Regions from separate parts of the Mus musculus genome. Here all the other regions are linked to region 1. Evidence: chromatin loops called from intact Hi-C (ENCODE). Cell type or tissue: left cerebral cortex. All regions are shown on one strand. Each heading gives the region's core, and the rest is flanking DNA. Links, peaks and the distances in the headings are about the cores only.

What was found. A loop is a pair of places that touch in the nucleus more often than their neighbours do. Peaks named below come from ENCODE experiments on the same cell type or tissue, not always from the same donor. Only the 100,000 strongest peaks of a DNase experiment are listed, where the experiment ranks them.
Region 2: it touches region 1 in a loop (11-fold over the local background); 2 of 42 quality-filtered maps call a loop at or near these places.
Region 3: a loop joins it to region 1, with 5 times the contacts of the local background. A loop is called at or near these places in 2 of 42 quality-filtered maps.

Annotation. Positions count from the first base shown.
Region 1 is chr2:149,660,694-149,671,350 of GRCm38, forward strand. No RefSeq gene overlaps it. Among named protein-coding and RNA genes, the nearest start is that of Gm14133, 130 kb to the right of the region's middle. In left cerebral cortex, for the core only: no CTCF peak of the experiment used is centred there; DNase peaks (open chromatin) are centred at 3,873, 5,904 and 9,003; H3K27ac peaks cover 637 bases.
Region 2 is chr2:149,867,358-149,878,014 of GRCm38, forward strand. All of the region lies in intron 1 of Syndig1 (synapse differentiation inducing 1), which reads left to right. It also overlaps the pseudogene Gm18167. Among named protein-coding and RNA genes, the nearest start is that of Syndig1, 42 kb to the left of the region's middle. In left cerebral cortex, for the core only: a CTCF peak has its summit at 6,354; DNase peaks (open chromatin) are centred at 5,300, 6,230 and 9,315; H3K27ac peaks cover 2,106 bases.
Region 3 is chr2:149,762,044-149,772,700 of GRCm38, forward strand. The region is part of intron 1 of Gm14133 (predicted gene 14133); the gene reads right to left. Among named protein-coding and RNA genes, the nearest start is that of Gm14133, 31 kb to the right of the region's middle. In left cerebral cortex, for the core only: no CTCF peak of the experiment used is centred there; DNase peaks (open chromatin) are centred at 6,184 and 6,690; H3K27ac peaks cover 233 bases.

The sequences.
Region 1 (10,657 bases), core at 1,232-9,231:
CATGCTCTCATTTAAAAGCACATAGAGACTGCTTAATTTTTTTTTAATCATTAGACAATGTAGGAAGTATTTGACAGCAGAGTTGATGCTAGGGAAAGTGACAAGGTTAACATCTGAAAGAAGCCAGTTGGTAGAGAAAGACTACAAACCATTCCTAACTTAGGCCACATAGAACAAACAGATAAGACTCCAGAAAAACCCATAATATACAAGCATAGGAAAGGCAAGTGCTGTAGAAATGATCTATAAAAGATTGTGATCCAGTTGGTCAGTCCTTTGCCCAGGAGTACTTTTCTTTCTTATAAAACTATCTCTCTTTCTCATGATGTGTGCCTGATACAACTCTTTAACCTGGGTGGAAAGTACCTTTCCTATAGACTCGGATCTGAGCCTATTACAATTCCAAAACTGAGCCTAAAAGAACAGAAACTTCTTTCTTTCCTTTTCCTCGAATGGAACACAGTTCACTCGATTACATGAACTCTGTTTCTTATCTCCACTTTGCTTTGTCACAGTCTTCTGAGAGGCTTACTTAAGGACACTATTGTCTGAGTTCTTTGCTCCTTTCCAATGGATGTGGGTTGCCATGGGAACGCGAGTGACCTCCACTTTGGACAAGACTCAGTGAAGCTCTTTATGGAATGGAATTACTCTCGGCCATTTCTCTTGGCTTTCTGTAGCAGTGGCTGACATACATCCCACAGCTAAGTGAATGGGTTTGGATAATAAACATAAGAGCATCTGTGCTGATGCAGCATTAACCACAGGGAGCCAGATAGCTACTTTTAGACAGGCTTATCTAGGCCCTGTGGAAAAAACAATATTGCACTGCCAGAGTGTAGCAAGATGGATTCCTTGAGGTGGGGTATTATGTACAGTTCTCAGCACTCTTAGATACATTGGGTACCAGGACTAGTGTCTTGCTATGCCCAAAGATACTGAGGGATGAAGCCATACTGTGGAGGTAGTCTGGGCACTAAAATATCATGATGGGGATTTTGTGCTGATTCAGAACCTTATCATCCTGGTGCCATTTTTGTTTTTTAAGTGCAACATTATCAATATGAAGGTTTTGCATTGAGTTTTTGTCACAACCACTTTTAGACTTGAAATTCTATTATGAGCTAGTATTTGAATCCTTCATTGGGTAGATCTCTTTAAATTGTGTTTTATGATATGTTAATCTCACTAGGTATGGGGCTCAGTGATAAGAGGAGACATCTGGGGAATCCAGTTTGGGTTCATTGACCTGCCAAATGATATTGCCCTCATGCAGTGTCTCCAGTCAGTTATGTTGGAGAATGACTAGCTATGCATGGAGTCATCAAGTTGTAATTAATGACTGGGCTTCCTGAGGCTGCCTATATACAGCAGGTCCAGACATCATGACAAATGGACATGACCATATCCTTTACATGTTTTTCTTGCAAATTCAGAAGTCTTTGCTGAGAAGTAGACCCCAATGGCAAAACACAGCTCAGAAGTACGTTACTATCATGGTCCCTCTGTTCTGGTAAGTGATTATGATAGTGATTGACACATTATGCTGCCGTGAAAACACCTTATATCCACAACTGAGGCCTTTTAACAAAACAGGGGTGCTTGAATATAAGACAGTACAGCTGTTATTTAGTTATTATATCTTTCTAACATGTTTATTGACAGAGTCTACATCTTACAAAACTCCCCTACTAAAAGTGTGCAGTTCAGTGGCTTTTAAAACAGTCAATAAAGCTGAATTAAATTTTTATCAACCCAGAGACAAAACTCTACAACCAATAGCTATCAATCCTGGGTATCTCTCTTGTCTTCAAACACTACACATATATTGCCTTTCTCTTTATTTCTATAAATGTCTATATTTTAAAAAGTTATGCCTATTTTGCCCATATGAAATCATGTGGTATACTGTATTTTATGACTAGCTACAGGCTTCTTTCATTCAGCATAGTGTTTTGTAGTATTTCTGTTTATTTCATATATACATACAACATATTTTGTTAATATTCACCTCCCATTCTTTCTCCTAACTAATCTCAGATCTATCACTCAATCCCACATCCCCTCTCAACCAATGGAGTGTCGTCTGCCTGACATACTGACAGTGACCACAATTGCGAATAAATAAATAACCCTAAAATACAGAACAAAACAAACAAATAAACAAGCACCTGACTCTCCCTCCTTAAGAAGACATCAATTGTCAACAACTTGTCAGCTAGGGATGGGGGCTCATGAGCCTCTTCCCACTCCACAGTATACTTTGAAAGTCCATTCATGACCAGGTGTGACAGTGTGATATATATTTATGATCACAGCAATTGGCAGGATAAGGGAGAAAGATCAGAAGTTCAAGGTCATTCTCAGTTACATATAGAGTTTACGACCAGCTTGGGCTGCCTGAAACCTTTGTCTTAAAATTGTTTTTAAATGGTCCATACGTGTAGCATGTGTCATAATTTCATTTTATTGTTTAATAAAAGGACAACTGTATTCGAATATTAACTTTGTATGTATATTCTATACTTTATTTCCAATTTTAACTGCTACAGATATTTTATGAGCATTCATGTATAATTTTTTCAACTTCTTTTTTTATTGGATACTTTATTTACATTTCAAATGTTATCCCCTTTCCCAGTTTACCCCCAGAAATCCCCTACCCCATGTCCCCACCCTCCTGCTTATATGAAGCTGTTCCCCCCCCCCTACTCATCCACACACTCCTGCCTCCCAGCCCTACACTCTCTTACACTGAGGCATCAAGCTTTCACAGGATCAAGGGCTTCTTCTCCTATTGATGCCAGACAAGGCCATCCTCTATTACATATGTGGCTGGAGCAATAAGTCCTTCCATATGTACTCTTTGGTTGTTTGTTTAGTCCCTGGGAACTCTAGGGAGTCTGTTTGGTTGGGTGTTTTGGTCCTTCTTAGAACGGGAATCAAAATACTCATGGAAGTAAATATGGACACAAAGTGTGGAGCAGAGACTGAAGGAAAGACCATCCATAGACTGTCCCATCTGGGAATCCATTCCATATACAGTCACCAAACACAGACACTATTGTGGATGTCAAGAAGTGCATGCTGAGAGGAGCCTGATATCACTGCCTCCTGAGAGGCTCTGCCAGAGCCTGACAAATACAGAGGCTGATGCTTACAGCCAACCATTGGACTGAGCACAGGGTCCCTAATGGAGGAGTTAGAGAAAGGACTTAAGGAGCTGAAGGGGTTTGCAACCCCATAGGAAAAACATGTATAATATTTTTATATGAACATAGACTTTCATTTTTGATATAGACTAAGTAGAATAGCAGACATCTGATCACTCTATGTCCAACCTTTTAAAGAATAACTACCCAAGTTCCCAAGGCAGTGGCAACCTTCTACCTTCCCACTCACCAAACAGTAGTTCTGTTGCACCCTTTTAATCCGCACCTATTTCTCATTATCTGTCCACTTCATGGTGGCCATCTTGCTGCTCTTAAGGAGTCTATCAGGTGGTTTTGATTGAGATTTGCTTAATGGATAACAATGAGAATCATTAAGTGCTCTTTTTGCCTTACTATATAATACTTTGCAGAATTGCCTTTTCACACCTTTGCCTACCTGGTTGACTTTATAGTGATGATTTATAAGAGTTTTTTAATGTATTACATTTATAAATCTTTCATCATATATATGACTTATCATATATAGCTTAATTTCCAGTGGGAAGTCCATTATCTTTCTAAAAATCTAAACTGACCTCTCCTGTGCTGACTGGGCAATGTATGTACATGTATGCATGGTAGAAATCTCTCTTTCATTTTGCTTATCTCTTGTCCCATTTATTTATGTGGAAGTCCAGGAAGGCAGTGAGTCAAGCCTGTGTGGGTGGTAGAGAACAGATGAATGTGTTAGGACAGAAGCTTGACACAAATTATGACTATTCCCATCCACAAGTCCCAGAGGACTTGATAAGTATATTGAAATTCCTCAAGCTCTACAATAGGAGAGCAAGGCTTTCTAGAATGAATAAAAGGGCCTCAGGGTTCAGCTTCCTGTTTACTTCTAGAGAAAAAAAAATATGTTGTATGATTTCTAGATAATTACCAGAAACCTCAGAAATAAAATAATGTTGTTAAATGAATTTATGTAGGTTGGCTTGGAATTAACAACCCTGCTGCCTCAATCTCCCACTTGCGAGGATTGCATAAATGCACCACTACACGTGGGACAATCAATGCATTGCTTGTAAGTGAAAGAAAGATGGTCCTTAATAAACAGAGACACATTTTTTTCTGTGTTGTGAATGCATCATTCAATAAAATTACTGACAAAGTGCAAACAACCTTTTATGGAGTACCTAGGAGCAGCACTACAAAACATTTCTGTTTGTGCAGTGAAGTAAATTTAGTGAATGGGACAGACTGTTGAGAAAAGATGGGTAGTATTTGGGAAATGATGAAAACTGAGGCTGTTGGGCAAAGAAGCAACTAACAAGAGATGTAAAGTCTAAATAAATATGAGAATAACCATAGCAATTCCAGTAGGAACTTTGAGAAGATTAGAAGATAGAACAGAATGGAAGAGAGGACAAGGGTGATTCTGCATGAAGCGGCAGAGTTCAGACCTCCTAAGAATGATACTTGAGTCCAAGAGAGGTATGGCTGAATCCACAGCTGAAGACTGTGGAGGGTTAATGGTGCCTCTGCCTCTCAGAAATTCTTGTAAAACCTACTTTATTAAAGTCAGTTGGTCATTGTTCTAACTGGCATTGTAGTCTATTCCAGCTGCTCTGCTGAGTATTTCAGAGAAATGTGTCTCTTAATATTCTTACAAGCCACATAAACAAGACAGCATTTAAGTTTCTATCTTAAAGGCAACTGGGCAACAGTAGCACCTAAAGTCAGATGGGTCTTATAGAGCTCTGCACTAATCCTTTCAGCCTTCTCTTATTCTTTGGAACAATTACTGTCTATCCATGTATCCACGTGCATACTGGAGATAGAGCTCCATCTGAATTCCATAAACAGGAACTCTAGTCTAGGAGTAAGACTATATGGTCGCTAACGATCTGCCTTTAAAGGAGCTGCTTAATTTCTGGAAGCCTTAGATACTTCTGTCAGAGGAAGATGAGAAAACATCTGACCTCACTGTGTCACCTTGGGGACTCACAGTGACAACCACGTAAAATTCAGGCCATGACATTCCTGTAAACCCACACACCATGAATGCCACTTTTGTGACTACCATTATTATTAACAGTTATCAGTGTTCTGCTTATCAGTTATCCTCTTGACCAAGTCAGGATGAAGATGAAGGCTGTCTGTCTCCATGTGCAGATCACTAGGCTCACAATATTAAATTAATTTGCTTGGGGCTTCAAGGGTAAGGTTGTTTTTATTGCTTTTGTTGTTGAGGTTTTGTTTGTTTTGTTATTGCTGCTACTGCCATGTTGTTGTTGTTGTTGTTGTTGTTGTTGTTGTTGTTGTTGTTGTTTTAGAATAAGATGTATTACTGTCTCTGGATCACCACGGAAAGCATACAGGTAGCATTGGATCTTGTTTCTGAGTTCTGTGAATACCCTGTGGTTGCAAGAAATGCTTTCCCTGTCCTGGCTAAGAGGATGTTTCCTTTTCTTCTAAATTCTGAGTAGGGTCAAGTATTCCAGAAAGCTTCATTTCAGAATTCCAGACTATTAGCCACAGAAGACCTCAGACCTCCTTATTAAAGGTCAAGATACTTTGTCCTTCTTTCCTCTGGGTGAGCATCACTCACTTGTCAGGATCAAAATTCTTCCCAGAATAGATATGTGATGCATACAAACTCTATGTAACAGAAGAAAAGGGAGGCGGGGAGACAAGACAGATTCTGAGAGGGGCTGGTAGAGAAGCACTGCTGCCAAGAGCACTTTGAGTCATCTGTCTCATTCTGCGCTCCCTGTAAAGGAGCTTGGCTGCAGGAGCTACGGCTTTTGCATATCAATGTAGGCCTGGAAATGTGAGGCAGAAATGAGTTGAAGAAACAGAGTGCAAAACACAGAGAGGGAAAGATCAACTGTGATCCTGAGAAAATCCTTACCTTACACCAAATTTGATAGGGTGTCTTCATTGAAGGAAACACAGAAACCAAGGAAGGCAGTATCTGTGCTCAGTTTCTGGGGCTGCTGCTGACTTAAGAGTATATGTGCCCATCAGATATGATGCCAGCATGGGACTTAGGCGAGACAGGAGATCACCCACACAGTACCAGTGGCCACAAAACCACACATCTTATAAAAGTACTTGATAGTCATGATCATCTTGTCCAATCAACATATCATGTTAAAATCCAACAAGAACTTGGATATTTCCAGGTAATGTGTACAAATATAAATTCAACTTCAGTTAAGTCCCAATCCAAATTGGAGTAATCAATTTGGGGGGTTAACATTCTAATAGGTTGTAGTATTTTGCTGTATATTTAATTTGCAATTACCCACTGATGATGCTGTGTGTTTCTACTGGGCTTATTTAAAATCTGTATATCATACAGGTGCTATAGCCATTCAGATCTTTTTTTTTTTCATAAAAAGACAGTGTGTGTGTGTGTGTGTGTGTGTGTGTGTGTGTGTAAGAGAGAGAGAGACAGACAGACAGACAGAAATGAAGACAGAGAGACAGAGACACAGAGACAGAGAGACAGAGAATATACACACGTGTGTGCAGAGGCCTGAAGAGGGCAATCATTTGGAGCTGGAGTTACATGTGATTGTATGCCATCAAATATGTGGGTTTGGGGAGCTGAGCTCAGGTCTTTTTGTGAGTGCTGCTAACCACTGAACCATCTCTCCAGCCCACTTATCCACAGTTTTCAATTAGGAATTTGTTATCTACTGATGGATTTACAAGTTCTTTCTGTATTTGAATACACACTCTTTATGAAATTTATGCCTTGTATATATTTTCTCCTGGTTTGTGATTTGTCTTTCTGGTCTCTCAATGGTATCTTTCACAGAACAGAGTCAATCACTTTAATAAAGTCAATATATCAAGTTTTCTTTCACACATAGTTTGGGTGTTGTATTTGAAGATTCATCATCCAACACACTGCATAGATTTTTCTGCTGTGATTTCTTCTGGAAGTATTATACCTTTGCATTTTGGATTTAGGTGTACAATCAATCTTCAGTAAATATTTGTGTATATTTGTATCTATGTGGTCTGGGTATATTTTCTAGTTTTCTTTTATAATGCACATTTACATTCCCAAAAGCCATTGTTAAAGACTCTCTTTGTTGAATCTTCTTTGCTCCTTTACTGAATAATCATCAGCTGAAAGTACTGTGTGGGTCTATGCCTAGCAAATGTGTCGTTAACAGGTACTTCCTGTGTGCATGAGAGACAGATGTAGAGGGGTGTGTGTGTGTGTGTATGAGAGAGAGAGAGAGAGAGAGAGAGAGAGAGAGAGAGAGAGAGAGAGAACATAAGCACATGTGTATCACAGTATCAAGACCAGAGGCTAATTATAAATGTATCTATTGCTCGCCACCTTATTTTTAAGACTGTGTCTCTCATTGAACCTATGGTTTATTAATTCAGCTGAGCTGGACTGGCCCACTGAGTTCCAGACTATCTTGGCCCCTCCATGTTAATATTACAGTCGCACCACGGTCCCCAGCTTTGGCTTGGCTGCTAGGGATTCAGAGTTAGGTCCTCTTACACAGTATGCTCTGTGCCAAGTAAGCCATGTTCCTTAATTATTTAATATTATATAATATTCCCAGCTTCCTGTGTGTGAATTTCCACAACTCTTATGGTGTAGTTTTCTGGTGATTCCTGAAGTAAGATTATGTAACTGTTAGGGCTTTGTTACTCCTATTCAGTGTGGCTCTTCAGAGTCTTGATTTCCTACATCAACTTAAGAATTGCTTTGCAAATGTCTATGTAATATTCTGCTGGGGCTCTGAATGCGATCTTATTGAGTCTATAGACCAAGTATGAAAGAACTGAACACCTTTACAGTTCATAGATTTCTAACTTACTAATATTCAATATTTTCACGTTTGGGTCTTTAACTTCTGTTAGAACTTTGCAGCTTTTTCACATGTAGGTTCTGTATCTGGGTCCCCTTCCATGACTCCTTTTTCTGCTGGCTTCTAGAAATCATTTCTCCTCTATTCCTTCATCTATCCCTGCATTCTCCTTGAATTAGATACAATGAAAAAAGGGTTTCCTTTGCTTACAATGATAGGTCTTTAGATTTTCCCTACAGAGCTACCTTTTCTCAGTTCCCCCTTGTAGGAGCTAAGTTCCAGTTCCTGTCCATAAAGGACCGAGGACCCCTGTGAGGTTCTCTGGGTACCTCTTGATAATGGAAGTAATAATGCCAACTGCTCTTCTTCATCTCAGTGTAGAGACCAACATGCAAGATTCACTTGACTCCAGCCTTGCATCTTCATGAGCAACATTCAACGCTCACTTAATCCAATACACCATCAGCACTATCTCTTAAGACATCCAAAACACATGTCACATCAGAATGTAGGGTCCTTAGACATTTTCTAGTAACAAACTAAAATGTAGAGGTCTTAAGTGAAACGAAAGCAGAGAGCTTAACATCCTATTATTTTTGTCTAGTGTTTATCACTAAATGATGAGTACTATGTCACTAAAGAATGGGTGCCTGGAACAGAAAGATAGAGACTGTAAACTATGGTTGTACTATGGCCCAGAGATAAAGTAAATGAACTTGAATAATTGGGAAAGCGAACTATGAAGAATACCTCATTCATCACAGTCTTCTCAAAGAGACTAAGAGTATTAATGAACTAAGAAAGCACCACAATATCTTGTAAGAGGGGAGTGAATATAGAATTGTTCATTTCAGTGGAAAATAATAAACACCCTTGAGGAGGGCCTGTGGGAAAGTGATAGAAACTCTCCTCACAGAAAAGATACATAAACTATATCTTCCAAAAATGAGCAGTTTTAACAGAGGAAGAAGTGCGGGACTTGAAAGTAGAAATGAGGCCATGCAAATAGCATCTGCCAAGATAAGAGAAAATAGTATGTTGTGTTCTGTGCCCAGGAAAGAAGAACAAGCCATTTTCAGTGTCCTCAGTATAGAATTCATGTGAAAAAGTGGAAGAAGATGGCAGTGTATAATTAACCCAGGGTCAACTGATCGAAAATGTGTAAATCCATATTAAGGAAGAAAGTTTTACACTGAAGGTGATAAGTTATTTTAAAATGTAAAACAGGGAAGTAGAAGGTTGGGCTGGAGGCACGGATCCCAGCAAAAAAGAGGACATTTCAATCAGTAACACATATTAAAGCAGTGCACAGTGCCACACAACTTCAGTTATAATACTGGAGAGAAAGAGACAGAGCCATCACTTGCGCCCAGGATTGGATGTCATAATGATACACCCTGTCTCAAATAGAAGAAAGAAGGAAAGAGAGAAAGAGAGAAAGAGAGAAAGAGAGGAAGAGAGGAAGAGAGAGAGAGAGAGAGAGAGAGAGAGAGAGAGAGAGAGAGAGAGAGAAAGAGAAAGAAAGAAAGAAAGAAAGAAAGAAAGAAAGAAAGAAAGAAAGAAAGAAAGAAAGAAAGAAAGAAAGAAAGAAAGAAAGAAAGAAGAGAAGGAAGGAAGGAAGGAAGGAAGGAAGGAAGGAAGGAAGAGGGGAGAGAAGGAGGGAGGGAGGGAGGGAGGGAGGGAGGGAGGGAGGGAGGGAGGGAGGGGAAAAATGAAGGCGTGTATACACTGAACAGTTAGTCTGTACAAAGGAAGTTGGAAAACTAGTAATGCATCATAGTAAACTGTTCCTACCTTGCAGAAAACCATCCAAGCTAGAATCTCTTGTCATCAAGGAGTGAGTGATTATCAGGATCTAGTGAAGGGTGTAAGAAAGGGAACATGGGCCAGGAGTGACTGGGAGCAGAGTGAATGACAGAATGTGGAATGTAACAAATATCAAGATTGAAGCTTCTAGCATGGGCTAGACAGATGTCAAGACATAAGCTGCAGGAAAAGTGATGGAAAGAAGAGTTAAGAAAAAAAAGGAGCAGGTGGTGAATCCATGGTAACCAGATGATATGAAGTTAACTGGTATGATGAGTCAAAGAAGGATTGATAACATATTAAACTATAGGGAGAAAGAGCAAACATTATTCAGTTTCTATAGAACATCCAAGGTGCAACACAAATAAAATCTAAAATCCTTTGTGCAAAGCCATGAGCAATTGTGACAATTTTCAGACATGCACAAATGTCCCTAGGAGCTATAGCTATAGATAGCCTGCCAAAGGTCTCCTGTTATGCAAGGATTTCTCCCTTGCTCTCAACAGCCCATCCCCTAAATACCTGGACATAACATCAGCAGACAAGTGACTGTAGGTACAGTCCAGAAACCAGGAACAACTGCCCTTGGAAATGTGTCTCCTTCTCCCTAGTAAGATAACACTCAGAATCTATTCTCCTGTTGATAAGCTGGAGTGAGGCAGTTTCTGGTCAAAGGTTGGCTGTATGAAACCAAATTAAATCAGTATTGGGCTCGAGCATAATGAAACTTTCCTTAAACTCTTCTATCGGGGAAACCCTCTGCTTACCATCTCATGCCTTTGCATTGTGTGGGGTATGCATGATTAAAAGTATGGAACCTATGGCTCACACATACAGAAATCAACCATACTT
Region 2 (10,657 bases), core at 1,367-9,366, 210 kb after region 1:
ACTATCACAATGATAGAGAAATAACTAAGAAAGAAGCTAACAATTTAAAAATGACAGAAAATCAAAGTAGAAAGCATCAAACCCAAGCCTGCTGATCAGAGTTTTGAGTGTAGTTCACTGAGACAGAATGTCATACCAGCTTCTCACTAATATATATCTGTGCACAGCCCACATATGCCAAGATTGAAGCCTTTGGCATATTTGGGAGATTGTTCACCGTGTCGCCAGGCATGACACTTTTGTTAGCAGTCTAATTATTCCATCTGGCTAAGACACATTGCTACACACTATAAAGGAAGAATGCCTCATCTACTTATGTACTTCTCATTTGTTAATAGACACACACTAGAGACAAATTTGCCATTTATGTTATATACCAGTAAGCTTCTACCACCACAGGCAACCTGAATGTCCATTCCACAAACTAGGGCCAGAAAAACCTCTGCCTACTGTGGGAAGAAGCTGGACACAATTAAAAGCAGTATCTCTATTAGCTCTATTAGCTTTAGATGGAAAATCTTGGAGCTGTTCCCCCCAAGAAACTCCTGTACCCATTACTGAGCATAACCTCTGCTATGAAGAGCCACCATTCAAGTATATTTAGTTGTGCTCTAGCCATGAAGATCAGTGGTCAGTGATCCAGAGTGATGCTATTCCTACTATCCCCAAGTCCATGTAGGTCAACTCCATGGTGATCAGCATCAATGTCTCCAAGATAGGCAGCTACAAATTAAGTATCAGGGGTCATGTGGAGAAGCCAGGTGTTCCTGGCAGTATGGTCAATCACCAATTCCCTCACTTCCTAGAAGAAAACAGTACATAGTCAGCTAAGCTGAAATGAGGAAGAAGGGTCAGCTGCAACCAGAGTGACACCTCTAGAATTTGTTGGGTTTAACTTGGTTTGAATGGTTTTTCAACTCATGTCCTCTTCTTGTTTTCTTTTTCTTCTAAATATAAATATACAAAGGATGTGCATAGTTGTGAATAGAGCCTTGAGCAGTCCCACAATCATAACCATTGCAGAAAAAAGTAATAGTGAAAATCAAAAATAGGGGGAAAAGAGAAAAATAATTATAACAAAACCAACACAGACAAATTCTTTTTTTTGACTTTAGAAACTAACGCACCTTGGAAACTGACTTTGTTATTTGCACAAATTCTATGCACAGGCATTCTGTACAATGGTGAGAAGCTGTTTTCAAAGATGGCCACCCATTTCAAGGTAAAATATTTGTTACTCATTTGACCACAGTGGAAGAGACATCTATTTAGTGTACCCAAGGGAGAAGGTACTTCCAGAGTAAATAGACAAAGTCTGCTACCTGTATTAGAACAGTTTTGTATGTCCTCAACCTATATTTATTTATTTTATTACTGTATGTATATTTAAAGAGAAAAAAAGAGAAAAGCTAGAGTTGGAAGTAACCTATTTCCACCAACTTTAGAGGGAAGATCTTCAATGGAATTCCCTTTCAAAATGATTTCATTGTACAATGTACTAGGGAGGGATTGTAAGCCTGTAATTAAATACAGTTCACTTTGAGGTCTGTAAGTACCAACTGTTACCCACATCACTCAAGTACCTTTTTCCCAGAACCAAGAAGGGGTAGGTGGGCACCAGAGTGAGATCCTCAGACTCCCCCCACCCTTGTGTCTCCAGTACCTACTCTGTTGAAGAACTAACTCCAAAAAGGACCATATAGTATCTATATTATTATTTATTTTCTTGTTAAAATTTATGCCAAGAAGTGGAAGTCTTTCTGAAGTTCCTTGATAATTGCGTGAAGGCTCCAAGATTTGATCCAGAAAGTTGTGTGTTTGATGGCATTAATTTACCTATCTCATTTATTATTATTTTTATTCCTGTCCTTAGTTTTTTATGGTAAAGTATTCCCAGCCCTCATCTTAAACCCAAGGACTGACATATCAATCAACATCTATAAATTCATGATGTCTTGATTTCCTTTTTAAAATAATTTTTCCTTTCTTATTAGTTATTATAACTATTATTATTATTTTGTGTATATGTACATATGTGTACATAAAGAAGGTGTGCATGCGACATGGAATGCATGTGGAAGTCAGAGGACAACTTTATAGAGTCAGTTTTCTTCTTCCTCTTTCTGTGGGTTCCAGGGACAAAAATCACATCACCAAGCTTGTATGATATGTACTTTTTCTCTACTGAGCTATCTCATTGTCTCATAATTGTCTCTTTTGCATGTAATAATATTGAACAGACAATGTAGCCTTGTTCAAATGGTTTAATGAAGAGGAGAAAAGAGAGCCGGCTCCTCCTGAACTAAGCAGGACTGTTTGGTTGAAGATCTTTTCTGAAATAAGGGTGAACATTGGCCAGTCTTTTAGCTATTGCACCTGACTTTAGGATTCAATTCATTACCAAGTTATGGCTGGAACAGGAGGTGGCCATGATAGGGAATAATGTTCACTTGCTCACTGTTTACAAGTTGATGCTATCCATTAGGGTTTCCCATGTTTCGTGACTATGTGATCTACAGAGATCCCGTAACTATGGCTAATAGTTAATATCCGACTCCCTAATAGTTAAGGACAGAGGATCTTACTTGTGAGTGCAACTTCTATCCCATTTTCATTAGTTGCTCTACAATATTGGGTTGTTGTGATATTCCAGTGCCAACATAGAGAAAGTGATGTGTCTAATTGGCAAATGGAAGCAAATATCCTGTTAGTCAGCTCTTCACCATGATAAATCCTTACGATCAGTATCACATAAGTAGAAGTTTTGCTCCATTGTTTCTGAAATCTCAGTCTTCATTCTTTGTTACTTTGGGTGGATGCACATATTAGAAAGGAGCCCCCTTAACTCATGGTAACCTGGAGGGAAGGAGGAAAGAGAAGACTGTATTTGAATAACCTCTGCAAAGATACCCCTATAGTAACCTAACTTGGTCCCCACAGGCTACTTCTTAAAGTCTGACCACCTCCTGGAAGCCCTGTGCTGAAGGCCAAGCCTTCGAGACATGGGCATTGGGGAACTTTTAAAATGAAAACTGTGAAATAGACACTTCTTTTTCTCATGTCTTACCTTATGTGTGTCAGCTGTCACAGACCATGAAAGCAAAAGCATTGTCCTTTCTAATGAAGTGGCACCCTTCCATGCCTGGCTCAGAGAACAGAACAACAGAAAAGCTCCTTTAAAGCTTAACTTGTAAATGCTGAAATCTCTGTAGTGTCTACTTGGCTGTCAGAGAATCCTCCTGATGAGGAAGAGGGCTGAAGAATGTGTGGATTATACTCCATACCTGTGCAGGAGATCCATTTCCTATTAAGCAAAAACAGATTGCATTCCTGATATGACTTTAACAACCACAGTGCCTGCTACTCCAAGGGAGCCCGAGGGAAATGTTTCTTAATTAGTGAAGAAAAATTGAAAGTGGAAGCAAGAAAACATACTCGCTCTGCCACACACACACACACACACACACACACACACACAGGCACAATGAAAAAAGGTGAGATTTCCTCAAGCTGACACACATACTAAAATAATTAGAAGCTTTTAGGAAAAGAAATCTCTTTATGTTTCTAACTATGACAACAGTGAATTTGCATATTTCATCTATTTATGTATACCATAGTTTATTTTATACCTTATATCTCAGAATTGCTTTTCTTGGAACACTGTATTTCCATATACATTGAAGTGCTTGAAAATGGGTGTTTTATTGGGACTTAGAATGTTGTGCCTTGGATCCTGTAGAGGATCATGAGCCCAGGGGTCATGGTTGGGTCAATGCAAAGAGATGGTACATATGAAGGTGCAGAAAAGCAGAACTATTGCACATTTTATCTCTACTTCATTGGATCTCTATGCCAGACTTCACATTTATCTCAGGTCACAAGTAGTGAGCTGTATTTCTAATGGGAAGTCATGCAGAGCAGAGATCTGAAAGGAGACTATGAGAAAGAATGGTTGGATTCCCCTTCAGCTTTTTGTCTCTAGTTACTCAACCATAAGCAACTGAATTTACGTCGCTGAACCCCAGATCCTTCCTTGAAAATCATGATGGTGATAACAATGTACACTCTACAGAATGGTGGTGACATACTCAGTTGAATGTGGCTTGTCTGGTGTATCTTTGAGATCATACATCCATCAATCCATACCTATCTTATAAAATTAGTAGAAGATTCTCTGGTGTTTCATCCAAGAGAGTTTTATGAACTAGAATAAATAAAGCTGATAGTTCAGGTGTGAATTATAGACACTCACTTTTGTCATTCCAGAGCATCTTGCCACTAGTGATCAGGGCTTTCTACCTGAAGCTTATTTTCATTGGAAGACTTGTTTTCAGTTCATACTGGTGAGCTATCAGGATTAGAGAGAAAAAGTCCTAGGGATAATTTCTATCAACAATTGGCAGGAATGTGGTAAACAGGTGCCCAACTCTTACACTTCAATGGAATTCCCGAGTGTTTGTTCTGTGTTGTCTTCTAGACTCCCCACTGTCTCCAGCTTCCTGCAGAACCTGACTGAATGGCATTTCCCCTGAACTTCACACCTTATCTACAGCTACCTGCCCCTCTTTCTGAAACTACTTCCTAAATAAAGAACAGTCAGCCCTGTAGGATCTCTATCTTCAAACATTCTGAACCAATCATTGACTCAAAAACATTTAGAAGATAACTGTCTGTATGTAGTAAGCATATATAATGACTTTCCCCTTGTCATTATTCCCTAAACTATAGAAGAGTGTAACACCTTCTTACATAATAGTTATATTAATCATATATCATGACTAAGCTAGAGATGATTTCCAGTATATGGGAAGATGTGTCTAGGTCTCATGCCGATACTGACTTGGCCATCCACTGTCTCTGAAGGTGCTGGAATCAGCTATTGGAAAGCTGAGGAATGGCAGTGTCTACACTAAAGCCCTCTCAGGCCAGCCCCAGGGTAGATGAGGGATGACTATCCATGCCCCAGCTTTCCTTTTATGGGAAGCTATGGCAACGCCAAAGCATGGGGATTGTAGCATTGCTGAGAAGGTGCTCTGTTGGGTACCATCACTTCTTATCAGCAAATGAATTTGTCCCAGGAGAAGCATAACCTGGATGTGGCACAAGGAAGGCAATGCACTTGGGAAGTGGCTTTGCTTCTGTGGGGCTCAGGCTGCTCTGATTTGGGATGAATCACAGTGTTCAGTGAAGGCAGGCTTCTCTGGGTATTCCATAGTGAATCTTCCCCTGCACACTCTGCCTGCCAGGGAAGAGCACTGCCCTGAAATAAACGCTCTCTCAAACTGGAAAACTATTTTAGTGACTTTTAAGAATAAACGTCATTCTTTGAACATCCCGTTGACATCTTTCTTAGGAACATGCAGATCTACTTTCTGGACCAAATGCATATCCTCCATGGTACTTGGCCATCTGGCTTCTGGTTAGCAGGTGTGCAAGCCTGAGGGTGTAGAGGTTTTCTTCTTCATTAGAGAGAATGGAACGTAAGAATGGAAAGGGCCAATGGAAAGTTGTGAATGTTGAATTGTAAGGGTTTGTTCAGAGGCATAGCTCTGGGTGTATGGAAAACACATTCGGGGGATTTTCTGCTTATTTTGACATTTGTCCCACTTTAAACTTAGACAAGATCAGATCTTCAGAAGGAAGGAACTTCTATTAAGTTATATATGATAATCATTCAGGATAATACTCTCATAATTGAGCCTGACAGCACACATGACTGGTTAGATTCAGCATGAGGGCTCATAAGTTTTGTCTTTAACTGAGGCAGGTGAGTGGACAAACCTCATCATTTCTTCTTGCCTGCCCTTTCCTGATGACCATCGTGACAGGCTGGTTTTATTATATTTCTGGCAGGGGCAGCATGCCAGTGAACAGAGAAAAGGCTGGGGAAGGGGTTGCTTCTGTCTGGTACTTGTCACACGGAGAACAACAGATGTAGAAATATGACAAGATGCACAGATGATGCTAAAAAGGTAGATGGAAAACATCATGGAAAAATGAGATTAAACCAAAGGGAGGTCAGTATCCCAAATATATACTCTGATGTCCAAGGCTGGCTGTGAGCTCAGCAGCAGCAGCAGTGCTGGGAGACAATCAGTAGCATGACTCATGGTGTCCAAGTGGTAAAAATAGACCAGAGACTCATGAGGAGAGCATCTCCTTCTGCTCTTGATATGAGGTGCAATGAGCACCATCCCCAGAAACACCCACTGGAGGTGCCTCCCAACCCACGCACTCCAGGCTCCCTCCTGCTGCACGGCTTCTCTATGGCTCTTATCCATGTCTCTCCTTGCTAAATTCACCATCCGCCTCCAAACTTTGGATGGAGTGCAAGCTTTACACAGATAGGGGCTGCTCCATCTGGATCTCTGGTGACCCTAGAAAAGCACATATCTAAGAAGTTACTAGGCTGGTGGAATTTCTCAAAAGCCATTCCTTGCAAAATGGATCTACATAATGCATAGAGAGTGGCTTACACCCTGAGCTGTTCTTCCATTGCAGTCTGGGTAGCTTGTTTTAGCACCTTATAGATTGTAATCTAGGGAGCAAATGCAGGTGGAACATTAATAAAGGGACTAAATCACTGACAGGCTTTTTTAAAACGAGACATTGGTAGCTGGGTGTGGCAGTACTTGTCTTTAATCCCAACACTTAGGAAGCAGAGGCAGGCAGTTCTTTGTGAGGTCAAGGCCAGCCTGGTCTACATAATGAGTTCCAGGATAGGCAGGGCTACAGGACTCCACTTAAAACTTAAGAAAAGGTTCAGACATTCAAACTATGCTCTCCACCCCAGCAATGGGTTTCTGTATCTAAGGCTGTGAGCTTCATAAGGCCTGAGTCGTGGAGCTTTATTATCCCTGTGGTGAAAGGGACAAGCTGTTAGCATTAAGTTCTTTTGAAAATGGAACAGCATACATACTTTCAGGCCTTTGCTTTGTGAAAAATAATTCTTCAGAAAATGTCAAAGTGGTCAGGCATAATGACCTATGCCTGCAGTCACAGCTACATGGAACATTGTGGAGCTCTTGAACCCAAGAGACTGAAAGTCACCTGGATGACAACAAGACCCTTCTATGTTCCCAAAGTGAAAGAGGGACAGTGATGTTGGAAAATAGTAGTCTGGGACCTGCAAAGAGTTTGATTAAAAAATATGCATGGGTTGGTGAAGGAGGGTAACATAAACCATGGTAGCGCCTTTGGTATGTACTTCAGGCACAATGCCACTGCGGAAATTAATTCAGGAGTGACACACAGTCAATTCTATTTCTAAAAGACCTTTGAGGTTGTTGCCCAAAGCAAGCATGTAAGCAGGATGGTGCTTGTGATGGGGACCTGGAAGAGGGTCTGGTTGTGTGGTGGTGGTATCCTGATCATAAACCCTAGGCTTCAGAGAGATGAAGTATGGAAGAATTTGAAATCTCTCATGTAAAAGAAGGGTATAGGTCTGTAGGGCAACCTTGCTGGAACAAGATAACCATAAGCAACTGCAGCCATGGCCCATGGGTGACATATTTCTGAGAAATTAAGCAGAGTGAGGCATGGGGAGACTTCTTTTGGTTCTTTGATGTCTAGACTCCCTGCAGTGGGAGGAGAGAAGAGAATCAGGAATGCATCTGTTAGTCCTCACCCCTCACCTGCCCCAAACAACATCACCCCAGCAGTTCAATTTGGGGTGGATGCCAGGAATTCACGTAGAATTCTTAGATGTCTAATTTGTATATTAGTACAACTATCACATTTTAATGAAATTTAAGTGAAACATGATCATAAGGAACCTTCTGTCTCAACTACTCTCCTGCTGCCATAAAATACTCAGATAAAAACATCTTAAGGGAGAAAGGGTTGTTTTGACTCATGGTGCCATGTCCCTTATGGCATGGAAAGGATGCAGGAAGAGCTTGAAGCAGCTGGTTCCATTGCATCAGCCAGCAAGAGGCAAAGAAGATAAACGTGTATGCTTAGCTTGCTTTTTCCTTTATATCCAGTCCAAGATTCCAACCTATAAAGGGATCCCAGTCACATTTAAGGTGATTTTCCCCACTTCAGTTAATCTCATCTAAAGAATCCTTCACTTGCTTGCCCAGAGGCTTGCCTTCTAGGTGGTTCTGGATCTTGTCCCATTGACAGTTACTATTAACCATCACTCTGTGTATATATTTGTTGATTCAGGACTGACTCTTCAAGTCTGCCCCAGGTGTTTGTGCTGTCTGGGTGTTTTCCAGAGCTCTTCTAAAGGGACTGGCCCTAGACATCAGGCCATGAGGCCTGGGATCACTTCAAAAGATCGAAGACCCAAGCCGGGTGTGGTGGCGCACGCCTTTAATCCCAGCACTCGGGGAGGCAGAGGCAGGTGGATTTCTGAGTTCGAGGCCAGCCTATTCTACAAAGTGAGTTCCAGGACAGCCAGGACTATACGGAGAAACCCTGTCTCGAAAAACCAAAAACCAAAAAACAAAAACAAAAACAAAAACAAAAAAAGATTGAAGGTCCAAATGTTGGTAAGCCTCTAAGTAACAAGCTAGACTTCACCACTGTAGCACCTGAAGCAACATATTAAATATTTTCTGGATAGTAACATGTCAGCTAAAGAGTGGGGACACTTAACTGCCTCCCTCTCCCTATTCTATGAAATCCTCTGGTCCTATAGTAAGTGTAGGTCACCTGTATCTCAGTATTGCTGATGGGAGGTCCTTTACACACAACATGGTCCAGAATGACAGATCTGAAAGAGATGGCTTGAATTATTTTATGTGTTGACCCCAACAGTACGATACTTTCCAAATCTTGGCCCTGGATTATACCAAGGGCCTGAATTGGTGCTACAAGGTTCTATAAAGAGCTCCTGGGAGAAAATTTCATTTAAGTCAGCACATCTGTATCTGGAAGCCACACTGTTGTGCTGATGCAGGCATCTGTTATCCCAGGCTTTCAAAGCCTTAGTGAGTTGTAGGGCAAAAAGCCTGTAAAATAAAACTATATGTTTTATACTCCTAGAACTCTTCCTCCATGCCAAGAACCAAACCCAGAGTCTTGCCTGCTAGGCAAGAACTCTGCCACTGAGCTATAGCTTCAAATCTTAGTACATTGAGATAAAAATCTGTGTATGAAGCCCTGGCTGGTCTCAAACCTACTATGTAGCCAAATCTGGCCTTTAGCATTCAGTCTTCCTGCCTCAGCCTCCCTCAGAATTATAGTTTGTGCCACCACACCCAGTGAGCATAGGATAAAGTTAGACTTTTAAAATATGCCAAGTGTTCACACCCCTAGAAAGAGAAAACACTAAGTACCACGGCATGCTCATGTGGTAAGGAAACTATGCCAGATGCAGAAGAACTCCCTCTGAGAGGTAGAGCCCTCAACTGTTTTCTTCCTTGAGGCCACCAGAGTCAAGGTGGTCAGTATATTGTCACTTATATTTTCCTCATGGAAACTGAAGCATTTGCTTCCAATTAGCTTTCTGAAATTCTTCTTAAGAGAAAGAATCTGCTGTGCTCTGGGAGATTGGGTTGTTAGCCTTGTCTTACACTGTGGGATAAAGAAACTATGTGGAAGGAGGATTTGGCTAGGGTACCCATGAGTTTAGCCCTCCTAATAGCCACCCTAAATCAAGCATCTCAGTGCATGTAGTGTGCTGAGAGGTGATTCCAAGAAGCCATATAAGGGAGGTGAGGAACACAAGAGAACAGTCAGCTTACAATTCATTGCTTAGAGCCACCGTCATGTCTTTTTGGAGCCCAGGGAGACAAGGAAAAGCTCCTCAGAGTGACTCTGCCTAGTGATTGGTGACATAGTTCATAGTTCTCTCAAACCATTGGGACCATATCACTCCTAGGACATGGATACCATGACCTAACAAGCCTATAAGCTTCAATTATATTAGAGAAGAATCAGTGTGCCTCTGTAAAACACTTCAGCATCTCAGGGACCTTCAGCATTTGCAGCCCTGGAGATTTCCGAACATTTTCTGATACATCTTTATTGCGCTGTGGTTTCTGAAGATAGATCAAATGAGACTGAACAGTATTTTGCCCCTGGCTGCTGTGGTTGAAGCCATATAAAGCACACCATGGAGCCTCTTATGTCTAAATAAATCTCTTTTTCCAGATTATTCATCAATAGCCTCGGTTTAGCCATAGTTAGATTCTATAAGCAGGCAGCTCATCTACAAGAGGAGCTCCTGAGACTTGGAAAACACAACATGGTGTCCAACAAATGCACGTATGATCCACTCCTACAGGACGCAACATCAGTGGGTGTAGGTAGTCACCCAAGCATACCCTGCATTCCTGATAGATCAAGTGCCTACACCTCCCCACAGTGTACAACATGATCCTAAAGAGAAAGCCATAAGGAAGAACAGTGAAAGAGGGATAGAACATAGAGAAGAGGGTAAAAAGATTAAGAAAGCCATACTAACAATGTGAAGACTAAGGCAAGTAGGAATTTGATACTGAATGGAAAAATAGTCAAATTCCCTGTAATTTAAATGCTCCGATGAATAAAGAGGTAAGTAAAATAAAAGAAGAAATCAAAAATAGCTGCTAAAACAAACAAGCAAAAGCCCACAGCCAATAAAATTAAAAGGGAAGTCTAGAACTGAAAGGCTGTATTTTAAATCTAAAATAAAATCCAAATGAGCATGCAAAAGTTAAAA
Region 3 (10,657 bases), core at 1,695-9,694, 100 kb after region 1:
GGCTGCTGAGCCTTTCCCTAGCCTTCCAGGGGTCTTTATAATGCCTCCTTCTCGGTGTTTGTACCATTACTGGCTATGCCATTGTTCTTTCCTTTGTAAGATGTGTTCTATGGCATGTGGAAACATTGTGATTGTAACTCAATAAGTAAGATTTATTGGTAAAAATCACTCACTCATTTTATGGGATATCTAAAGTTTCACACAAGAGGCAGATGGAGGTTTATTAAGCACATCAATTATTAATTCATCACATTTATGAACCTAGTTTTCTCGTGTTCTGTAGGAACGCCTTCTAATAGTTGATCTGAGTTTTCTTTTATTGTGCTGTTTTACACTGTGATAATAAAATGCAGCAATTCACATCAGCTGAAGATCAGAGTTTGATTAAATGGAAGGAAGGGAATCACAGAGAGTCAGAGAATGAGACAGAGGTAGTGAAGGAGGGAAAGTCTGAGACCTTTATAACTATGTAATGTAAATCCAAGTGAACATAATATTAAACTAAATCCTAAAGACTTATTAATATACCCACATATTAGTGCATCTTTCAACCCTCATCAGAGAAGAGTCATCTTGCAATAGGTAAAACCTAACACAAAACTGATCACCATGCAGAAAATGGGACTGCAGAACGTTCAGTCCTAAATTGGATCTCTCTCTCTCTCTCTCTCTCTCTCTCTCTCTCTCTCTCTCTCTCTCTCTCTCTCTCTCACACACACACACACACACACACACACACACACACACACACACACAGGACTGTACCAAGGGTCATGGATTTTCACTAAAGAGGGGCTGAACAACTGTAAGAGGCAGGAGACAGCAGACATGGTCTAAACAAAACTTTCCAGACACAACAGAGAAGATGCACATATAAACTCAGAGATTGTGAGTGAGTTTAGCATACACAAAACCTATGCAGCCTCAGTCTAGAAAAAAAAATCCCAGCATGGAGAAGGAGAGGGAGACTAAGTCCCTTTACTACTAGTATTAAATAGCTACTGAGAAAGGAAGAGTGACCTGGTAGATAGACTACTCCTGAAGGCAGGTGTGAGACCCAGAGTGTTTGGAAGCACAAACTGGACTGGGAAAGATGGAGAAGAGCAAGAGAGAGAGAACATACGTCGCTGTTACAGTCTACTCATCCTCACGTTGTCACTCAGCAGAACTGGCCATATCCCAAGCACAGACCCCCTCCTTCTCCATCTTCTGTCCCCTTGCAGTCTCTGGTACAGTTGCCAGCAGTGCCCATTTCTCCCTCAATATCTCACCTGTTGACAACTCAGATCTCTCTGAGCAGATCTGGCTCCTTTGAAAGGAGCACCTGAAGTCCCCTTTGGTCAAGGTGTCTTCCCTGAACCTTTATTCTCTGATCCTTCTTATATCTAAGCTTTTATTAGTACCTATAAAAGCTTTTCCTAAAATATTTTTACAACTTAGTAGATCCTTCTGGTTCACAGATATCTATTTAGAAAACCCTGCAAAGGGCTGGTGAGATGGCTCAGTGGGTAAGAGCACCCGACTGCTCTTCCGAAGGTCCAGAGTTCAAATCCCAGCAACCACATGGTGGCTCACAACCATCCGTAATAAGATCTGACTCCCTCTTCTGGTGTGTCTGAAGACAGCTACAGTGTACTTACATATAATAAATAAATAAATCTTTAAAAAAAAAAAAAGAAAACCCTGCAAAGACCTAAATAATCCACCTGGTACTTACCACATATAACATTTTGGACAGCTTCCCAGATCTTCTCAAAGCTCTCCTTATATTAATACTTTCTTGCCTTTTTGTTTATTTTTAGTGGAAATAGGCCTGAAGTTTTACTTGAAACACCTGAATGAGTCTCCTTCCTGACTACAGACATTACTAGTGGGGATTTATTTCAAGTCTCAGTTTTCACTTCAGTGTGGTAGAAAAAATAACCATCTCACAAAACTATAGTGATAAGATCATAGAAGAGTCTATAAAAGGGATTTAATGAGCTACAGCACACAGTGTAAACATGGCCACCATAAGTCTTCTCATTAGGCAGTAGAGAAAGATCGGGTGAGCCATAATAGTTTACATTCCCTTTGCAGCAGTCAAGTGCAATGAACCCATTCAACAACTGGAAATAGAGAGGATAAAGAGCTGAACAGTGAGAAATAGAAGCAAGTTGGAAAAAAACCTCAGGATTGGAATGAGATGAGATATAATACCACTTCCTATTTGATCTTGGATGCATTTTCTAATCTCCCCAAACTTTAGTTTTGTCATCCTTCAAATGGCTGTAGCTGACAATGTTGTAATTCACAAGTCTAGCTTCCTGTCATTTTCCCTATCTCTGCTGTAGGTATGCTGAGTCAAGGGACTAACTACTGGGAAGTCATTAAGTACCACTCTAACTCTGACTGCCAGCTACTTTTCAGTATCTACACTTGCTCTTGTCACCACAGTGAATGTATCTATCATAAGTATTTATTGAAAAACAAACTTTCTCAAACTCAATGGCAGGTTTTTAAAAATCAATCATGTCTAAAGATTCCCCTCATCCCCCTATATCCCCATAGCTGTAAATTTCCATTCATTCTCCTGACCCTCTGGCCCTCGCTCCTGTCTCTTCCCATGCCTGATCCTGACTGCTCCCCTTTTTCCCCTCCCTTTCTCCTCTCCCACCCAGTTCCCTCCCTTTCTCCTCTCCCACCCAGTTCCCTCCCTTTCTCTGAACCATGATTAATTTATTTTCTGTTCTAAGTGAGTTTCAAGTATTCTCACTTGGGTCTTTCTTCTTGTTTAGCTTATTTGGGTCTATGGAGTGTATCATGTCTACCTTGTACTTAATGGCTAATATCCACTTACAAGTGAGTATATACCATGCATGTCTTTTTGGGGTTGGGTTACCTCACTCAGAATGATATTTTCAAGTTCCATCCACTGGACAGCAAGATTCGCAGTGTCCTTAATTTTAATAGCTGAATAGTATTCCACTGTGTAAATGAACCACATTTTTTGTATTCATTCTTCAGTTGAAGGGCATCTGGGTTATTCCCAGTTTCTGGCTATTACAAATAAATATATACATATATATGACAGTTGCTGTACAATTCAATTCATATAAAAATTAATTTGTGTCGTTGAAGTCAAAGTGGCATCCTTTATTCTAGAATCAAAAATAATAATAATAATAAATGTTGGTAGGATATGATTTGTCATATTTAGCAATTTATGTTTAACCACAAACTTGATACTCTCTTCTTAAAGGTAAATCAATAGAGCTGTGATAGAAAATCCAGAAAGGGTAAACTTTGGGTACACAAGACAAGTCCATACTTTTCCAGAAAGAGACTGTTTTGTCATTCTTTCTTTACAATGTAGTCAATTTTACAATGTGAGGAAATTCTTGAGGGATTTATTCTCTTGATTTAAGAACTGACCATATAGATACAATTTGTTTTCTAATAATTCCTCAAGCTTCACACTTTTGTTCTGTGTGCATTCTGTTTCTATAGGCTACTTAGCAATGGAATGTTTAGAAATATGCATGTGGATCATTTTGGTAAAAATTGTAGTAAGTGTGTGTACATATTGGTATAAATAATGTGCGACATAGATAGTGGGCCTGGGCCACTGTTGGGCAATGGGTCAACAGTCAAGAGCACTTACTGCTCTTGCAAAGAACTCAAGATGATTTCCCAGCACCTACATGTTGATGCACAACTATCTATAATTCTATTCCCAGAGGATACAAGGCCCTCTCTGGCCATCAAGGACACCAGGCACTCACAGAATATACAGACATAAATGCAAGCAAAATACCCATAAAATAAAAATAAAAAAATCTGTGAAATGCAGTATGAAAATATTACTAAGGCATTTATATGTAAATTAATACCTAAGAATTTAATAGTCATGTTTTTCAATGTAAAACCCTAGAAATAAATCTCTAGAACATGAAAAGATTCACAGAGATAAACCATCTTTTCTTTTACTAATAGAAAGCTTGCTGACAACTAGACTGAGCTCAAACTTCCCCTGCCTTTCCCCATGCCGGCAGATAGCAGCTCCTTTTTCCACAACAGAGCAGGAGAGACAGTTAATCATCGTGAACTTTAGAAACCAGGGTGAGTTGAAAGATTAGAGGGCAGGTCAAATCCCAGTTTCTGTTCTTCTTTTGAAAGACAGAGTTTTGTTTGAATTTGACTTTTGCAGTTTTGTGATGAGCTGCAATACTTTACTTGGACTGCAAGTGGGAAAGTCATCAATAAGGCACACTATGATATATTGCTGAACTTCCAAAAGGGTGAAAGCAAAAACATCGTGACTCTATATAGAACAGTCACATGGGTTGGGGTTCTGGAAAACTCCAGGAAAGGATTCCTGGAGAATTAAACAATCTTGATACATTCAGTTTGAGAATATTCAATGGTGGGTTGTAAATAAATCATCAAGAATGAGTATATGAAACCTCTCTGGAAATCAGTCTGGTGGTTCCTCAGAAAATTGGACATAGTATTAACTGAGGACCCAGCTATACCACTTCTGGGCATATACCCAAAAGGTGGTCTAACATATGACAAGTAGACATGCTCCACTATGTTCATAGCTGCCTTATTTATAAGAGCCAGAAGTTGGAAAGAACCCAGATGTCCTTCAACAGAGGAATGGATATAGAAAATGTGGAACATTTACATAATGGAGTACTATGCAGCTATTAAAAACAATGACTTCATGAAATCCTTAGGCCAATGGATGGAACTAGAAAATATCATGCTAAGTGTGGTAACCTGATCACAAAAGAACACACATAGTATGCACTCACTGATAAATGGATATTAGCCCAAAAGCTCAAAACACCCAAAATACAGTTCACAGACCATATGAAGCTCAAGAAGAAGGAAGACCAATGTGTGGATACTTTAGTTCTTCTTAGAAAGGGGAACAAAATATTCATGGGAGCAAATATGGAGACAAAGTGTGGAGCAGAGCCTGAAGCAAAGACCATCCAGAGACTGCCCCATCTGGGGATCTATCCCATAAATAGGCACCAAAGCCAGATACTACTGTGGAAACCAAGAAGTGCTTGCTGACAGGAGCCTGACATAGCTGTGTCCTGAGAGACTCTGCCAGAGTGTGACAAATACAGAAGCTGATGCTCACAGCCAACTATTGGACTGACTATGAGTTCCCCAGTGGAGGAGTTAGAGAAAGGATTGAAGGAGCTGGAGGGGTTTGTAACCCCATAGGAGAAACAACAATATGAACCAACCAGACCCCCCAGAACTCCCAGGGACTAAGCCACCAACCAAACACTACACATGGAGCGACCCATGGCTCCAGCCTCAAATGTAGCAGAGGGTGACTTTGTCAGACATCAATGGGAGGAGAGGCCCTTGGTCCTATAGAGGCTTGGTGTCCCAGGGTAAAGGAATGCCAGGACAGGGAAGCATAAGTGGGTAGATGGGTGGGGGAACACCCTCATAGAAGCAGGGGGAGGAGGTATAGGATAGAGGGGGTTTCTGGAGGGGAAACTAGAAAAGAAGATAACATTTGAAATGTAAATAAAGAAAATATCTAATAAAAATAAATCAATCAATAAATATTATTTTAAAAAATTGGTTTACAAGTCAAAAAAAGAATAAACATATTACACATTTGACTACTTTTTAAGAACAGTTGGGTTCTAGCACTGCTGTAAATATGTAATCTGGCTCTTCTACAAATCCCCATGTAATAATGGCTGTCCTTTTTCAATGTTTGACTTATTCCTTCATGAAAATTATCCTCATTTTGTCTTAATTGCAAGGTTTCTATAATCAATCCTTTCTTTCTTCTTTCCTTCCTTCCTTTCTTTCCTCCTTTGTGGTCTATGACAGCAATAAATGTTCTTTAACCAGTTTCACCTCTTTTTAACCATGAAACAATGACATTACAAAACCTGCCATAGACTGGTACCTTGACACACATTGCTTTCAACATGGCCCTCAAACATGACTGAACAACCTCCTGAGTCTCAGCTTCAATCCAATTTTCTCTTGGTCTAACTTTTCTTCAAAGACATATGAGAAGGATCTAGAGTGAGAAGTTTATTTGGAGATATCCTAGAAAGGCAGACAAGGGGGAAGACAAAGTGAAGGGAAGCAGAGACTTTAAAGCCAAGAGACAAGATGGTATGAGTCATGATGAAGACAACTGAGGTCCAACCCACTGGGAACCTTCTGTGAGGTCCTCTGAATGTTCTGTCTGAAGGACAAAAGTCTGGGATATTTACCAGTGACTCATCTGCTGCTGATTGGGGGTGTATTAGACCATTGGCATTCCTAGAATGCCCTGTGGGGAGGTGAGCATCCTGACACAGGGCTGGATGATCCCCTAGGACGTGGCCTACTGTGGTGCAGGTATGAGAAAGGTGCTTCTCTTTTTCATTGGAGCTGAGATCTGCTGTTACTTAAAGACAACTCAGAGCATTGGCTATTGGTGGGGGTAGAGAGGTCCCACAAGAGCATAAACAGAGATAACATCAACATCTAGCCACATCCAACTGTGCACAGCTTGGAGTAGAAAACACCCATTGAAGCTACTGGAGCCATCTGGTGAAGAAAATGCCTCACACTCACACATCCCACTGAATGAACCAAATTACTCCAGAACAAATAAAGAAAGCTGGCATACTGTCTCCCAAGCCTTTACTTGTCATATATATATTTGCTCAGAAAGCATCTGCACCCCAGACAGCACCCACACTTACTTCTCATCCTAGTTAGCAACATTCGCACCACACCCAGAGCTTGCCATAACAGTGCCAGAAAGCAGCAGCCTCCCTCACTCCTCCGTGTCACAGGCAACAAAATGGAATTCTGCCCTAAGCTGCACTCACTGGGGCTGAAAATATTTTTTTAATGCCAAAAATTAATTTGAACACTTTTCAATGTTCATCATAAGGGATTTTCATCTTGATTTTAAAACTAGAATATTCATGGGTGTTGGCAACTCCACTTGGCTGTTTTATTCATTCTTTGACATTGAAATGTTAACTGTTTTGGAGAATAAACTCATACCTAAGAAAACCAAACTACTTCTATTAAAATAAAACTCTTTGGGAATGACTGAGCAGAAGCAGATGTGATGGGCAGTGCTGACTCCATCCACTGGCAAAGGGAAGATCCCCAACCCAAAATACAAGAGCTCCTTGGTAAGATCCAAGAGGGGGCAGGGGAGGAGAGAGGGAGAGAGGAAAAGGGAGAGAGAAGGAGAGAAAGGGAGAGAGGGAGAGAGAGGGGGAGAAAGAGGGAGAGAGGGAGAGAGAGAGGGAGAGAAGCCAGAGTGAGGTCTGGCTATGAGTCAGCTGCACACCTTCCTGGAGCATGAGTGGTCCAGACAGAATGCACCATGCACCTTGGAAGAGGCACATAGGAACCACCTTGAAAATACAGTTCAGTTTCTGTTATCCATGTGATGGTATTTCCAGACCCCAGCATCTAGCCCCAAAATACTACTCTGTGTTGTAAGGCCCTGTCCCTTAACCACCCACCTGGATCTAGATCTACTTTGGCTCATGTGTTACCCTTGCTCAATAGCTTCAATGCCACTCTCCCAACAGGATACCCTCCAAAGCTTCCAACTTTATTCCTGTAGTCTCTCTGCCAGCTTAGGTTAAAAAAATACTCTCAAATCAGATGTAAGAACAATATAAAAGCCTGTTATGATCTCATAGATTAGTATCAAACTGGTTATCCATCAGTGTCATGTGGGCATCATTTGTTGAGGATAGAGGGAAAGACAAATTCTGTATGCATTGGTGATTTCAACTGTGGTTGCCAAGTAGAACTATTAGGGGCGCTTTAAATATTCCTGATACTAAGAATTAATACCAGGAATATATAAAGAACTCAGAAGTCTATATGAGAAACACTTAAATGCAAATGGTCAATAAATAGGTAAACAATGTTCAACCTCATTAGCCATCAGAGACATGCAAAAGCAAAATACATTGAGCTTCTACCTAACTCCATTGAGAATTTCAGTCATAACGAAACCAAATAAACAGTGCTTGAAGGATCCAGAAAAGGGGAAGGCTTGTACTTACACACTGCTAGTAGGAATATGAACTAGACCAACTGCTACAGAAAATTCTCCAATACCTTCCAAACCTACAATTATGCCCCAGGTTTACTGCTCCTAGATATTTACTCAAAGAGTTCCATCCAGGTCAAAAAGCACAGAGATATTTTCATGTTAATATTTATCACAGCACTATTCACAACAGATTAGTTATAGAAATGATCTAGGTGTTCAAAGTTAGAAGAATAGCATTCAGAGAATGTGGTGTTTTGTTCCATCTTAAATCACAGAGTTATGTCATTTTCAGAAAAATGTATGCAGCTAAAGATAAACATATTAGGCAAATTAAGTCAGCCTCAGAAAGATAAACACCATATTGTCTTCATTTATTTTTCCTAGATTTTATATAGACCCATGTAATGATGTATGAACATTTGACATTGAAAGTACAATTTTAACTGTCTATGGGGGCAGAGAGTACTAAATAGGAAGGGGTTAGGAAAAGGGGATAGCAATATGCATGAGCTATGGAGTAGGATTGAAGTTTGAAGCTCTTTATCCCACAAGTAAACTGTTTTTTTTCCAAAATTCTGTGTGTTCTTTTCATAAATATGGAGAAAATGGAATTTGTTTCATTGAGTGGCAGTAAGAACTGAGTAAAAGGAAACCTGCAATGTTTATGATAAAGTGCCAGACACGTCTGAAGGGTAATTATATTCCTCACAGAAAGGATGCCACTCTCAGGCCCAGCTTCTCTTCATCTCAGGAACAGACCTTCTTGCTGGGTGAACGGACTTATCAGAATCCGTTATGCCCTATGTTTGTTTAATTTGGTGATTATCTAAGTATATTTAAGACATGTCAGGCTAGACAAGAGCAGCTGCTCATAGATGTGATCTGACTAATGATCAGCAGCTAGTACAACACTGCAGTGGTCCTCTACTTTCCTAGACCATCCTATTGATACTACTATATTTAGTAACTGGTCTAGTTTCTCTCTGGTGCTATAATAAATACCTTGACCAAAAACAACTTGGAAAGGAGTTTATTTGACCTTCACTTCAAGGTTTCACTCAATCCTAGAAGAATGTCATGGCAGAAGTTCAAGCAAGAACTATAGAGGAATGTCAATCAGTATCTTATCATCTGACTTGACCTTTGACTTAGCTAGCTTTTTTTTTTTTTTTTTTTTTTTTTTGTCCCAGCGCCACCTACCTACGGATGGAATCATCCATAGTGAGCTGGGCTCTCTAATATAGTTTCTCACAGACAAATCTTACCTGAGCAATTGCTCAAAAGAACTTTTTTCTCCAGAGGTGACTCTACTAGTTTGTGCCAAGTCAAGGATGACAACTAACCAGGTTAGCATTGTAATACACTAAAATTGAACTACTAGGCTTAAGAGATATTTCTGCCTTAACTTCTGGAAGAACTGAAATCAATAATGTTGATCACTGTGCCCCATTATATCTCATCCTAGGCAGGGCTGGCCTCAGAGGGACAAAGATAAATGTAACACTATTTGTTTATGGTTCCAATGATTAATACTGAAGAAGGGGATTCCCTGAAGAGCATCTCCATCTCTCCTTAAGACACTGATTTGATGGTAGCTCTTGCAATCTTTAACTGTATTTAACTGAATTTAGCTGTATTTCCAAGAATATGCAGCTTGTTGTTATTGAGATTCTATAGGGACCTTCCCATGGATCAAAAGAGATAAGCCTCTCTCTACCAAGAAATACCAATTTTATGCACATTGCAAATGTACTTTCCATCTTTAGAATCCATTCGAAGAAAGAGCCACATAGCCAGATATGTTAATTAACAAATAAAAGAAAATCTTTAACATTGGGCAACTGTAATAGTTAATTTTTATTGGTGTGATAAAACACCATGGTCAAAAGAAATTTATGGAGGGGGAGGAATGGGTTAATTTACTTTATGGTTCCAAACAGAGAGTGTCCATAATGGTAGATGAAACGTAGCAGAAGGGGTTAGAGCAGAAAATTGAGAGATCGTATCTCAACCTCACATAAGAAGCAAAGAGAGTGAACTGATAGTAAGGTAAGACTATGAAAATTAAAAATCTATCTGTAGTGGCCTAATTTGCTCAGCAAGGATATAACACCTAAAAATTCCATAACTTCCCCAAACATCACCACCAATAGGGAACCATGTTTTTAAATACATGAGACTACTAGAGACAGCTCTAATTAGAACTACCACAGCTATGCTTATAAAATTTGAGGTACACATGACCCACTGAGGGTTCTGGTTCAAATACAGATGTTGATAGAAGTCTGATGTGTAGTTCATATTCTACGTGTCCTTAGTGTTGCCAATGCCACTGGTCTGGAAAGCATGCTGTGACTCTGAAGCTCAGATGCACTAGAATCCAACATTGGTGTTATTAATTGAACACAACACAACACTACTGCTTTGTCTTTTAGATCATGGCCCCCATGCTGTAGGTGGTGTTCTGGGATGTTCTAGAAACTTTACCTGGTAAGATCTAGCTAGAGAAAGTAGGATTCTGAGAGTAGGCCTTTGAAAGACATGGAGTTCTCAATCCCCACCATTAATTCTCTGCTTTTCATCTGACTGAAATGAGGACTTCCT